Regions from separate parts of the Homo sapiens genome. Here region 2 is linked to region 1. A link is a loop called in an ENCODE intact Hi-C map of the cell type or tissue named here. Cell type or tissue: prostate gland. All regions are shown on one strand. Each heading gives the region's core, and the rest is flanking DNA. Links, peaks and the distances in the headings are about the cores only. Region 1 has its middle 6.1 kb from the start of LINC01645. Region 2 overlaps BRINP2 (BMP/retinoic acid inducible neural specific 2).

What was found. Hi-C counts contacts between places; a loop is a spot of excess contacts. Peaks named below come from ENCODE experiments on the same cell type or tissue, not always from the same donor. Only the 100,000 strongest peaks of a DNase experiment are listed, where the experiment ranks them.
Region 2: it touches region 1 in a loop (2.3-fold over the local background); 5 of 110 quality-filtered maps call a loop at or near these places.

What each region holds. Positions count from the first base shown.
Region 1 is chr1:177,342,799-177,348,184 of GRCh38, reverse strand. No RefSeq gene overlaps it. Among named protein-coding and RNA genes, the nearest start is that of LINC01645, 6.1 kb to the left of the region's middle. In prostate gland, for the core only: no CTCF peak of the experiment used is centred there; no DNase peak of the experiment used is centred there.
Region 2 is chr1:177,271,824-177,277,209 of GRCh38, reverse strand. It overlaps BRINP2 (BMP/retinoic acid inducible neural specific 2), which reads right to left. Exons shown (of 8, transcript NM_021165.4): 5 at 3,617-3,722; 6 at 776-1,012. Among named protein-coding and RNA genes, the nearest start is that of LINC01645, 77 kb to the left of the region's middle. In prostate gland, for the core only: no CTCF peak of the experiment used is centred there; a DNase peak (open chromatin) is centred at 2,159.

The DNA of each region.
Region 1 (5,386 bases), core at 194-5,193:
AGAAATTTGGGCAGAAGATAACTGGACAATTCTTCTGTTCCATGTGGTGCTGATTGAGGCCCCTTGAAGTATTCAGCTGGCAGACAAGCTGGTCTGGAAGGGTCCAAGAAGGCTTCACATTACATGTCTGTCTCCATATTGGGGATGCAACTCGAGGCTCCCAGAGACAGTATTCCAGGAAACATGGTGGAGAAACTGCCCATTTCTCAAGGCCTGGGCCTCAAAACTGGATGAATACAACTTTCCAATATTCCACAGGACAAAGCAGTCCCAGGGCCTACCCAGAACCAAGAGGAAGGGACACAGGCTCACCCCTCAATGAGAAGAATGTATAAAACTTCTTTAATCTGCCTATGCAGAGTTAGTAAACAATGTTTTGCTGCAGAGTATCAAATAGCTAAGGCCTCCAATCTGAACAGTTTCTGAGTGTTCTAGAACTGGGGTTAGCAAATTTTTTCTGTAAAGGGCCAGATAGTAAACATGCTCGACTTTGTGAGCCACATATAGTCTCTGCCACATATTCTTGTTTTATTTATAATCCTTTTAAAAATGTAGAAACCATTCTCAGCTTGCGGGCTATATAGAAATGGCCTGCAGGCCAGATATAGCCCATGGACTGTAGTTTGCCAGCTCATATTCTAGAATAATCTTCCATGACACACAGTCTGGCTGAATTGTAATTATGGTAGCAGCTTCTACCCATCGTATCCCCTGAGTAGCAATAATTCAGAGAAACAGCTGGAAAGGGCCTTGGAAGTCACCTACTCTAATCCTAATGACGTGGAAACTGAGGTCCAGAGAGATTAAGAAACCTGGAAGAAGTACCATGGCTGACTAAGGGTAGACCCTCAGAGATCCCTAGGTCTTCTTTCTTCTAATTCAGTGTTATTTCCACTGCAACAGACCATATCTCAAAATGCTGTGTTTCTAGTCAGCAGAAATCATAAGTATCTAGGAGTAAGGTAGACATAGCAGCAGTGAAATATGCTTGGACCTTTGGACCTTGGAGGGTGTTTACTCCTGGCTGGCTGTGGTCCAGGGTCTAAGTGGAGACCGATCTTGTGGCAGCGCTGCTTGGCCTGGGTCTGGTCACTGGCTGGAAAGCTGGAGTGCAGGTTGTCACTCCTATCGGGATGGATCATCAGTGTGGGAGGGATGCAGAACACGCACAGAAGGAAGGGAGGTGTGGGGAGGTTACATACAGATCTGCAGGAGGTGGGCTGGGCCATCAATGCCTCCCGCTGGAGAAGAGCAATCAGGGCAGAGGGCTATAGAATCACTTGTCATCTCCTTAGTGGGAGGTGCTATTTATCAGGCTTGTCACTTTGCTGAGTTCCTCAAGAAGCCTCTTATTTACTAGTATTTGCTTGTATGCCCCATATTTTTTCATGTCTCCATGCCTTTGGATATGCGGTCCCCTCTGTATGAGATCCTCCCAGCCCCGCACGCCTTTCTGGAAAAGTTAAATGTCATCTCCTCTGAAGAGTCTTCCCTCAGCTTCTCAGGAATATTAAGACACTTGTCCCTGGCTCTCACTTCTTTTTTATCGTATGTAAATAATGTCAATAATCTGGCCCTAAATCACCTAGTCTGCTTGCCACAGATAGTAACTATTTCTGTTATACATCTTTTTATTTCATAGATGTTATCTAATTGTGCTATAACTGTTTACTTTTATGTCTGTCAGGAATCATGTCTTTTTTTGTTGTTATTTTTGTTTCCCAGTCTCTACTATAGAGCACAGAGTGGATGTTAAAATAAATGTTTGCTAAATGAAAGAATACATGAATTTAGAAAACTGGGCATATCTGTAGTAATCAATAATACATTCCTCCTGGGGTCAGGGTGCTGGATGACTCTGACTGCCTCATTTTCTTTATTACTGGCTCTGAAGAGTTGGGATCAATTGAAATAGTTACCATGAGGAGCTTATGAAGTATTTTACTTTGGGACTCAAATGTTAGAGCTATTTCTTTAAAGAGTTGGTTAGGCACAATTTTGTTCAGGTTATCTTGCAAGGTCTGTCTTGATGAGTATGATGAGTATATCCATCCCTCTTTTCCAGTATCCTAGATTTCTGGACCAACCATATGTTCTGGCTCTTTCTAAAGGGTAACACACAAGGTCAACAGTTGGCTTTTGATAGCCTGATTCATGGAACATTTAAAACGTTTGCTTAATATGTAAATCATACTTTGGAGAAATATAATTACATACTCTAAATGGAGTCCTCAGCAGTCCCAGCTACTCTTTGCATGACCGTGTTGTTTTGATTCAGAGTAACTAGACACTGGCTGATCATAATCCCTTTCCACATATCAATTTATTTTCTATCTTGACTCCTGCCTTTTGCCCATGTAATGTGAACTTTTAGCAAATCCATCCTGATCCTTTTGCCATTACAATGCAAAGTAGCATGGTATTGTTGTTTTCCGACTGTTCTAGTAGACCTGACCAATTTATTTAACACTGATGTGGATTCTAGGCCCCTGGAAGAATGCCTTATTTGTCTGCTTGCCAGGAAAAAAGATATTTGGTGATTGGCCTAGCCCTTTCAGGCTGCCCATTGCTATAGCTATACTGCTGTTGTTTTGGTGACGTGGTAAAAAAAATAACTAGTTGGAGACAGAGTGTGGTGTTGCAGTGATATTAGACTACGCAGATAAATTTAAAATGCATGGACCTGTTCAAAATTTCACCAGCTCTCATAAACCTCCCCTTGCTGATTGGTTTCTTTGCAGGCAGGGATCATTCAGTAGGGATCATGGGTCACGGGGAGAAGACGAACACAGAGCAGAAAATAACACTTTGCATTTTTCACGTACAACGTGCCCTTATTTGTAGTTCTATAGTTTTGCTTGTTTTAGATCTAGTCTAATTTCTCCCACCCCTAGGATCTGGGGGTCAATGTGGGCGATGCTTAGAGTATGACGTTAAATTAGCCAGTGCAGTTTCATTTTGGCAAATATTATGGCTGTAGAAACCTAAGGACAAATAAAATCACATATACTCACGTAGGACTGTGGTAATAGAGACAAAATACTGGTAAATACAGAGAAGTCATTTTGATTTTCTGCTGCAGCTGGATCTCACATTCCAATTGTGGGTACACTACTTTCTGACTTTGAACCTCAGTGTCCCTGTCTGTAAATTGGGGATAATATAACACCTTGTGTGGCCTCTTGCATATCATTTAGCTTTTATACATGTTGATAGCCTATAGAAGTCAGGGCTGACCTGAGGCAAAATTATATTCCATGCAATGTTCTTATTTAACAGACTTAGAGGTCTACTTCCAAATTTGTCTCTGTGCTTGTGGGGGAAGAAACATGGAGATGGAGATACAGCTAACCTCTGAATGACTGTCTATTGCCTCCTGCTATGATTTGAATGTGTCCCCCAGCATTCACGTGTCAGAAACCTAATGCCCAATGTGGCAGTGTTGGGAGGTGGGAACTAATGGAAGCTGTTTAGGTAATGAACAGAGTAATGCCATTATGAAAAGGGCTCACAGGGGTTCTATGAGTGGGTTCCCTTTCTGGCACTCTTGCCCTTCTGCCATGGCATGGTGCAGCAAGAAGGCCCTCACCAGGTACCAGCACCTTGATCTTAGAGTTCCCAGAGTTCAAAACTGTGAGCCAATAATTTCTGTTCTTTATACATGACCTAATCTCAGGTATTCTGTTGTAGCAGCTCAACACTGACTAAGCCATCTCCCACTCCCAAGCGCAGAGTGGATGTTGAAGCAAATTCCGGGGGTCCCTAGCAGGGAATTGGTATGTGACGAAAGGTGGTTGTTAGTCCCTATATTTTGTGATACCCTATTCAGGGCTTCAAATTACTAACCTTTTCTCCCTCCACGAACTCCTCAAAATGTTGGCTCTGATTGTATTGTAGAAGAATTTAAAGAAACATCTCCAAGCTAAAACATCAGTTATGTGAAGGCTCTTTCTCCTTTCCCACTTTGCTGGTTGCGATTGTTGTTTCCAAATAAGAACAAAGAATTCTTCTGGAGGCAAGAAGCAGCTTTTTTGATGAGGGTGTACAGAAAGGCATTTTCTTAGTGGCATTTTCTTGAGGAAATAACAGAAATTCCCACTCTAAACAACAACAAAAACAACACACACAAAAAACATGGACTCTCATCACAGAGAGAGTGCATCTGGTATATTGGTAAGCCCTTGAAATCTATTGGAGGTGGTGACAAGTAGAAGCTGAGGGGTGCAGAAAGGAAAGAGAGAAAGGAGGTTAAGGGGGCAAGGAGGAAAAGGCAGGTCAAGAAAGAACTCATACAGTCAGTAGACGCCTTCAGTAAAACACTGAATCAGGGGTCAGCCAGCTACAACTGATGAGTCAAATTCAGCCCACTGACTATGTTTGTATGGTCGATGAGCTAAGAATGGTTTTTGCTTTTAAAATGCTGAAAAAAAATCTAAAGAAGAATATGTTGTGGCATGTGAAAATTATATGAAATTCAAACGTTAGCGTCCATAAATAAAGTTTTATTGGAACACAGCCACACCTACTGGTGATTGCCTATGGCTGCTTTCATGCTGCTGAGGCCGAGTTGAGCAATTGCAACAGAGACCATATGGCCCACGAAGCCAAAAATATTTACTGTCTGCCCCTTCCTGGCAGATTTACTATCTGCTGACCCCTGCTCCAGACAGTATTTTAAACACTGGCCTGTAAATTTGGGTTAGCAGTCTAAACCTCCCCAACAAGAAGCACTTAGCAATTATTTGTTATTGTGTCTGTTTTCTGATAAATCCAGGGCCACAGCTGCAAAGGCAGGTAGAGAAGGACCTTTCCCACTTTCTCTCCAGCTCTGTTTTGCCCCTCAGCCACCTGCACAACTCCACACACATCTCTCGCTGCTCTTTTTGTAAGCCAGCCTACCCTAGTTGAACTCAATGTACACAAGATTTTTATTTGTACCATCACATGAGAACTACATCCCACTTTTTGAAATATCACAGAAAAAGTTATAGATAGAAATATTTGTAAAATGTGTTACACTGATTTCCGTATTTTACAAAGAAACTATAAGCACAGCACAGCCATATTTGAATGATTAAATTTGTATTAATCAGTATGATATGCAATGCTATTTTATCATAATAGTGAATGTTTTATGTCATATGGTATTGACAGTCTGGCTAATTAATTACATTTGTGAAATATATTTTGTATTGCTACTGTGAACATTATCATATTTCACAAAGCCCTATGCCACCTGAAGCACACACTAGGTATTCGCAGATGTGTGTTTTCCCTAATGGCATTTTTTATCCCATTAGCACTTGCAAAATGACTGCTGGACAAGAAACTAACATTACCCAACCTAGAACTGTCTTTATCTCCACTGCTTTCCACCAACTAGATC
Region 2 (5,386 bases), core at 116-5,115, 71 kb after region 1:
ATACTTAATAAATTATAGTATTATATGAAGACATTATATAAATATATATATAATGTAACCTTTTTGTCTTGCTTTGTTTTATTCAACATCATGTTTTTGAACTATATCCACATAAATATCATTCATTTAGTGTTGAAATGTGCAAATATACCATGCAGAGTTCTTTATACATTGAGCATCTACATGATCTCATGTGAGCCTTCCATTCACTATTATCACTCTCCCTCTTTTTCAGATGAGGAAACTCGAGACCTTGAGAAGCTGCACGGCTAATCCAAGGTCATAAAGCTTGTCAAACCAGGCAAGGATGCAAAACCAGTTCTCTTGAATCTAGGTCTCAAGGTAACTGATATTAGCTTTAACAGCAACAAACAACAACTGAATTGTATTGGATGTCATCTAGAACCATTCTATGCACTTCATTGATTCAACAGATATTTATAGCGAACCTTATGTGCAAGCATTGCTCTAGGCACTGTGGAAGCAGTAGCAAAAAAGACAAACAAGGTCTGTGCCCTTAATTATGTTTATCTTTGTTTATTAAGTCCTTAAAACACACCTATGTAAATGGACATAATACCAATGTCCTAGAAAAAAATGAAACCACTTGAGCCTCAGGGTGGTGATATAACCTGCTTGAGGTCACAGACACAATTAAGTGGTCATGTCAGGATCCCCATGAGGATCCTCAACTCTCAAGTTTTGTTCTCCCCATGTTCTTGCTCTGTACCTCACAGCCACCTCTCATTGACAGGGAGGAATTCTGGCTGCTCACCTGACTCTTCAAACTGCCGGTTGTGAGTGGCCCAGGAGTCCTGGATCTGCAGCAGGCTGTCCTCCATGGCCTGGATGTCAGCATCAGGGCAGTTGCATTCAGGGAAGGTGGGGCTGCACTTGCACCAGCAGTCATTCTCCTTGCAGACGAGCTCACCCTCAGAGCTGCATGTGATGTAGCTGAGTGCTGCAGCTACAAAGCGCTCACGCAGATACTCAGGCAGCAGCACCTGAAGGCCTGGGGAAAGGATGTGTCAAGGAATCTCTGGGAAGAACCAGTGAGGACTCAGTTTCCCATGCCCAAGCCTGCAGGAATCCCAGCTGGAGTTCTGCTGACTTGTGCATCCTGGGCCCAAGCATGGGCACCACAGGGCCTAATCCTGCTGAGCTGGTTGGGGGAGAAGGCTACTACTGCCCCAGTGACAGATGGGGGAGGATCTGAAAATGCAGATGGGAAAATCAAAGCCCAAGGCTTAGCTAAACCCCTCAGATCAGCCAAATTGAGAGCGTGCATATCATAAGAACAGGCTTATTGGCTACACATCAGCATTTCTGGGATGGAAACAGGAAGATGTTTCAGATAAAAGAAGAGCTTACAGCCCTCTTGGGTGAGAAAACAAGGTTTGATGGGCTTTTTGCCCTGCCTCCTGTAGCCATCCTGTTTATAGCTTAACTGAGATTAGCAGTAGGCATCCTAGGACATTATTGAATTCTGACCCTTCTGGGCCTCCCCACCCTAGCTCTGATGACCAAGGAAGCTGTCCTGGTTAAGAGATAGGAACAGATATTGTGGGGATACAGTGCCCAGGTACTATGTTGAGTACTTTTTATATATGATTGCAAATAACATTTGTGCTCATATTGAGGTTTTTATAGGTAAGGAAATCCAAGTCCTAAGACCACAGTGACCTGCCCAAATCACAGCATTCATAGAATCTGCTTAGTGTCAGATCCTGCCCTTGTCTCATCAGCTAATACTATATAACTGGGACTGGCTGTCCTATTTCAATAGGATTTAACTCTGAAGAAGATTTGAAGGTGGGATGGTGGTCAATGCCCTGAGATCAGTCATGCCTGGATAGATATGAATGGCTCTCAGCTCTCTTCCAATTAACTTCTGATCTTGGATAGAATGCACTAAATTGCTCTGAGCTTCAGTTTTCTCACCCAACTGCAGTAACTACCAGTTTACCTACAGCAGAACATACTCCTAGTTGGCTTCAAGCCACTCACAAGGCGGCTGCTGGAAGCTTACCAAAGGATGAACAAAGGGTAGGCATGCCTTTGGATGCAGTCTGGGCCACGTTCGAGGTCAGATCTGCAGGAGGCTCCCCAGTAGCGACACTGTGAGACCTTGTGCCAGGAAAGTGAGGAATATGAGAACTTCTGGATATGGTGAGCTCCTCTTTCCTCAAACGTCTGCCAGCTCTTTATTTTTAGGCCCTTGACCTTGTCCTTGGCAGGAAACCAGAGAACTCAAAGTATGTATCCCAGTCTCAGCAGACCTCAAAATATAACTTAAAATTGCTAGCAGCAGTGGGTGTTTGTTGTTCTTTCTTGAGGTCTACCTCCAATTCTGTACTGCCCCTAAATTTTCCTTCCTTGGCACTGTGCCTACTGTGGCATTTGAGTGGTTCCCCTCACACACCCAATCCACATGCTTGCTTTCAACACTCACCCTCTCCAAGTCCTTTCATTTCACCTCCCCCATCACTTCCCTCCTCCTCACCAGAACACTTCCCATGCTATAAAATCAGTGCCCCGACAAATGTCTGCATGAGTGTTGGGGTATAAAATTAAATAGCATAAACTATTCCAAATGAACAACTAGACATTTTGAACTTCACTCACTGCTACTTTCCAGACACAAACCCAGCCCATCCAGGGACATCAGTGAAGAGGAATGCTAATTGCCTTAGGTAGCTCTAAATAAACGAGTTTTTAGTCCTCTTTCTTATATATTTCTTAATTCCTAAAGCATTGCTGGGTCGCATTTGACTCAGGTTGCCTGGAATTTGTAATCGTAGATCCTGAGTGAGGGTTATTGATTTTGTAATGCTGAGACAATAATATCTTAAACAGAGTACAATTCAGTTAGGCCTTGAGAAAAATAAAGTTTTCCCACTGAATCAGTTTGCATAGCCCTGCCCCCAGGATGCCTGCAGGGAACAGACAGCAAGAGATGCACGTCTCCCCTTAGCCCTCAGCCTCCAGGGTTAGTGTGGTTTTCTTTCCTTTATCTTTCACAGTTTTGCTTGTTCTGTCTCAGATCAAAAGTCTTATTCTTCTCAAACTCATCTCCTGACTTTGAATTGCCCATGTGCAAGATCACAGACAAATAACAGAAAGCAGGGGCCACCTTCAAACTGTGGTTCCAGTAAGTAGTGGTCCCCCACTTTGTACAGATCTTAGTTGAGCTGGAGATGGTAGTCTTCTAACCACTCTGTAAAGGCCAGCTATTACTCAATGTGTCTTTAGGATAAAGCAGAGGGTTTTCTGGGAAATGAAGATCGTTGAACTAGGTAAAGGCTTCTTATAAGGATGGGTATGCTGTTTCTTATAGGATTGTGACAGAGGACTTGAGATGGAATGTGAAGTGGGATGATTGAGGTGTCATGTGATATAAGCAATGGGTCTGGGGTATAGGACAAACCATACCAGAAGGTTTCTTAAAACATGATGGAAAGTTGTTAAATACAGGTTCCAGAACTTGTGGTAGTTCTTGTCTTAAGAAAGGTTTGATCAAATGGAACAGGCAGAATTTTTTCCCGCTATTTGATCTAGGAATTTTTTTTTTTAAATCAGGTGTGAAAGGTATGAAAACCATCATAGTGCTGCTTACCAAGTAACTGTACTTTGTTCTCTGGACTCTGTACCAAGACAGAACTGACTGAGTCCAGATTGTCATAGTTGCTGCAGCCCAGAGGACCGGTCCTGGTCTCGGTGACCTAGAGAAGGAAGGAGTAGGGAGTGGGTTTAGATAACAAGTGGAGACTCCCTTTATACTTCCCTTCTCCAGCTGCTCCATCTCAGGTTCCACATCCTGTCCTTGACCAGCTGTAGAAGTGATACGTCCCTTTTCGTACTCCAGAGGTATAAAGTCACTTTCTTCCTTGGCCTGAGGCAGTGAGTATCTGTTACATATAGCTGGCAGCAGCAGTTATATATAAGTAAGAGCCTTTCAGAGAGAGCTAAAGGGAATTTGTGTCTGGAAAGGCGGAGAATGCTGGAGAAGGAGTGAAACCTTAAGCTCTAGTCACCCCTTCTCCCTCCAGAGGAAGGCAAGAGGCCATATGTGGTCCCTGTCAGCCTGCTGGAAAGCCCAGCTGCATCCACTTGATGTGGTACTCACAGACTTTACGGATCCTAAAGATGAAAAGCACTAGAGAAATATGAGTTATGAGTATTAGTATTAGTATTAAACATTTAAGTCCCACCTCGGCACTGAGACATCCTTAGAGAAAATCAGCTATGGGCTTACTGCATATTTTAATAAGTATATTAAATATACATAAACTCTTATAGCCATGTAATATTTCAAAACACCATAGAGTCATTTAAAAATATTATAAAGTTGGCCCATCAGTTTTCCCTGATGTTTAAAGTATAAGATGAAAAATGGGAAGCTTTAAATGCACTAAAATAATTATGTAATAAGAATGATGGGGACCTGCGGCCCTTTCTCAGGATCTCTGAAGTCTTTGCCAACAATCAATCAACAAGTATTTATTGAGCAGCCACTGTTTAATTCCATACAATTCTTCAAACATTTATAGTGCACCTTTCCTGAAGTTAATCGTGAAGCCCACTCTGATACCTCTGACGTCCTCTTCTGGCTTCAGGCCCCCCTGCTTTGCAGCAGGCACAGGAGTTGCAGTTTTGCATCCCTTTCTGCAAGTATGTGATCCATGTCTGAATCCTACACTCTATAGGCTCCAAAGAGGGAAGCTCATATTTATTTTGCTCACCATGTTGTCGACAGCAATTAACACAGTTTCTGGCACACAGTAGGTACTCAATAAACAAGAGAATGCATGTATAATACATTCCAGGCTTTTCAGGGTAGGGAGGTGTGTGCAACAATGTACACATTGTGTACTGCATCCTCCAGGAGATCACACCCTGTGGGGCAGGTAGGTGCATACACAGCTGACTGATAGACATCCAAGTCACAGTAGAAGCCCACATCATGATGAGCTCTAAGGAAGCACAGCTCTAAACAAAGGGAAACAAGAGAGGAAGTAGCAGAAGAGGCACCATCTGTGTTGGTTCCTAAGGAGAAGTAGGGAGTGGACAGGTGGGAAGAGAGGAAATGTACTACAAGGAAAAGGAGAAGGGACAGTGTGATCTCTGCAGCACACAGCTTGGAAGTGCATAGTGCATGTGTCTAGCACCCTGCCTTGTTACCATGGTGAATATGAAAGTGTAAGGGACATTCTTCAAGGGAGTTTAGTAGACCTAGGTTTAAAAAATACACATGGAGCAGAGTGATAAAGTGAGAGATTGTGTGATGCTGAGCAAAAACAGTCGGGAGAGAGGCAGGAAGGATTCCTGTAGCTTGAAGTAGTCCACGAAGGCTTTATGAAGGAAGTAAGCCATGAATTCATTTTCA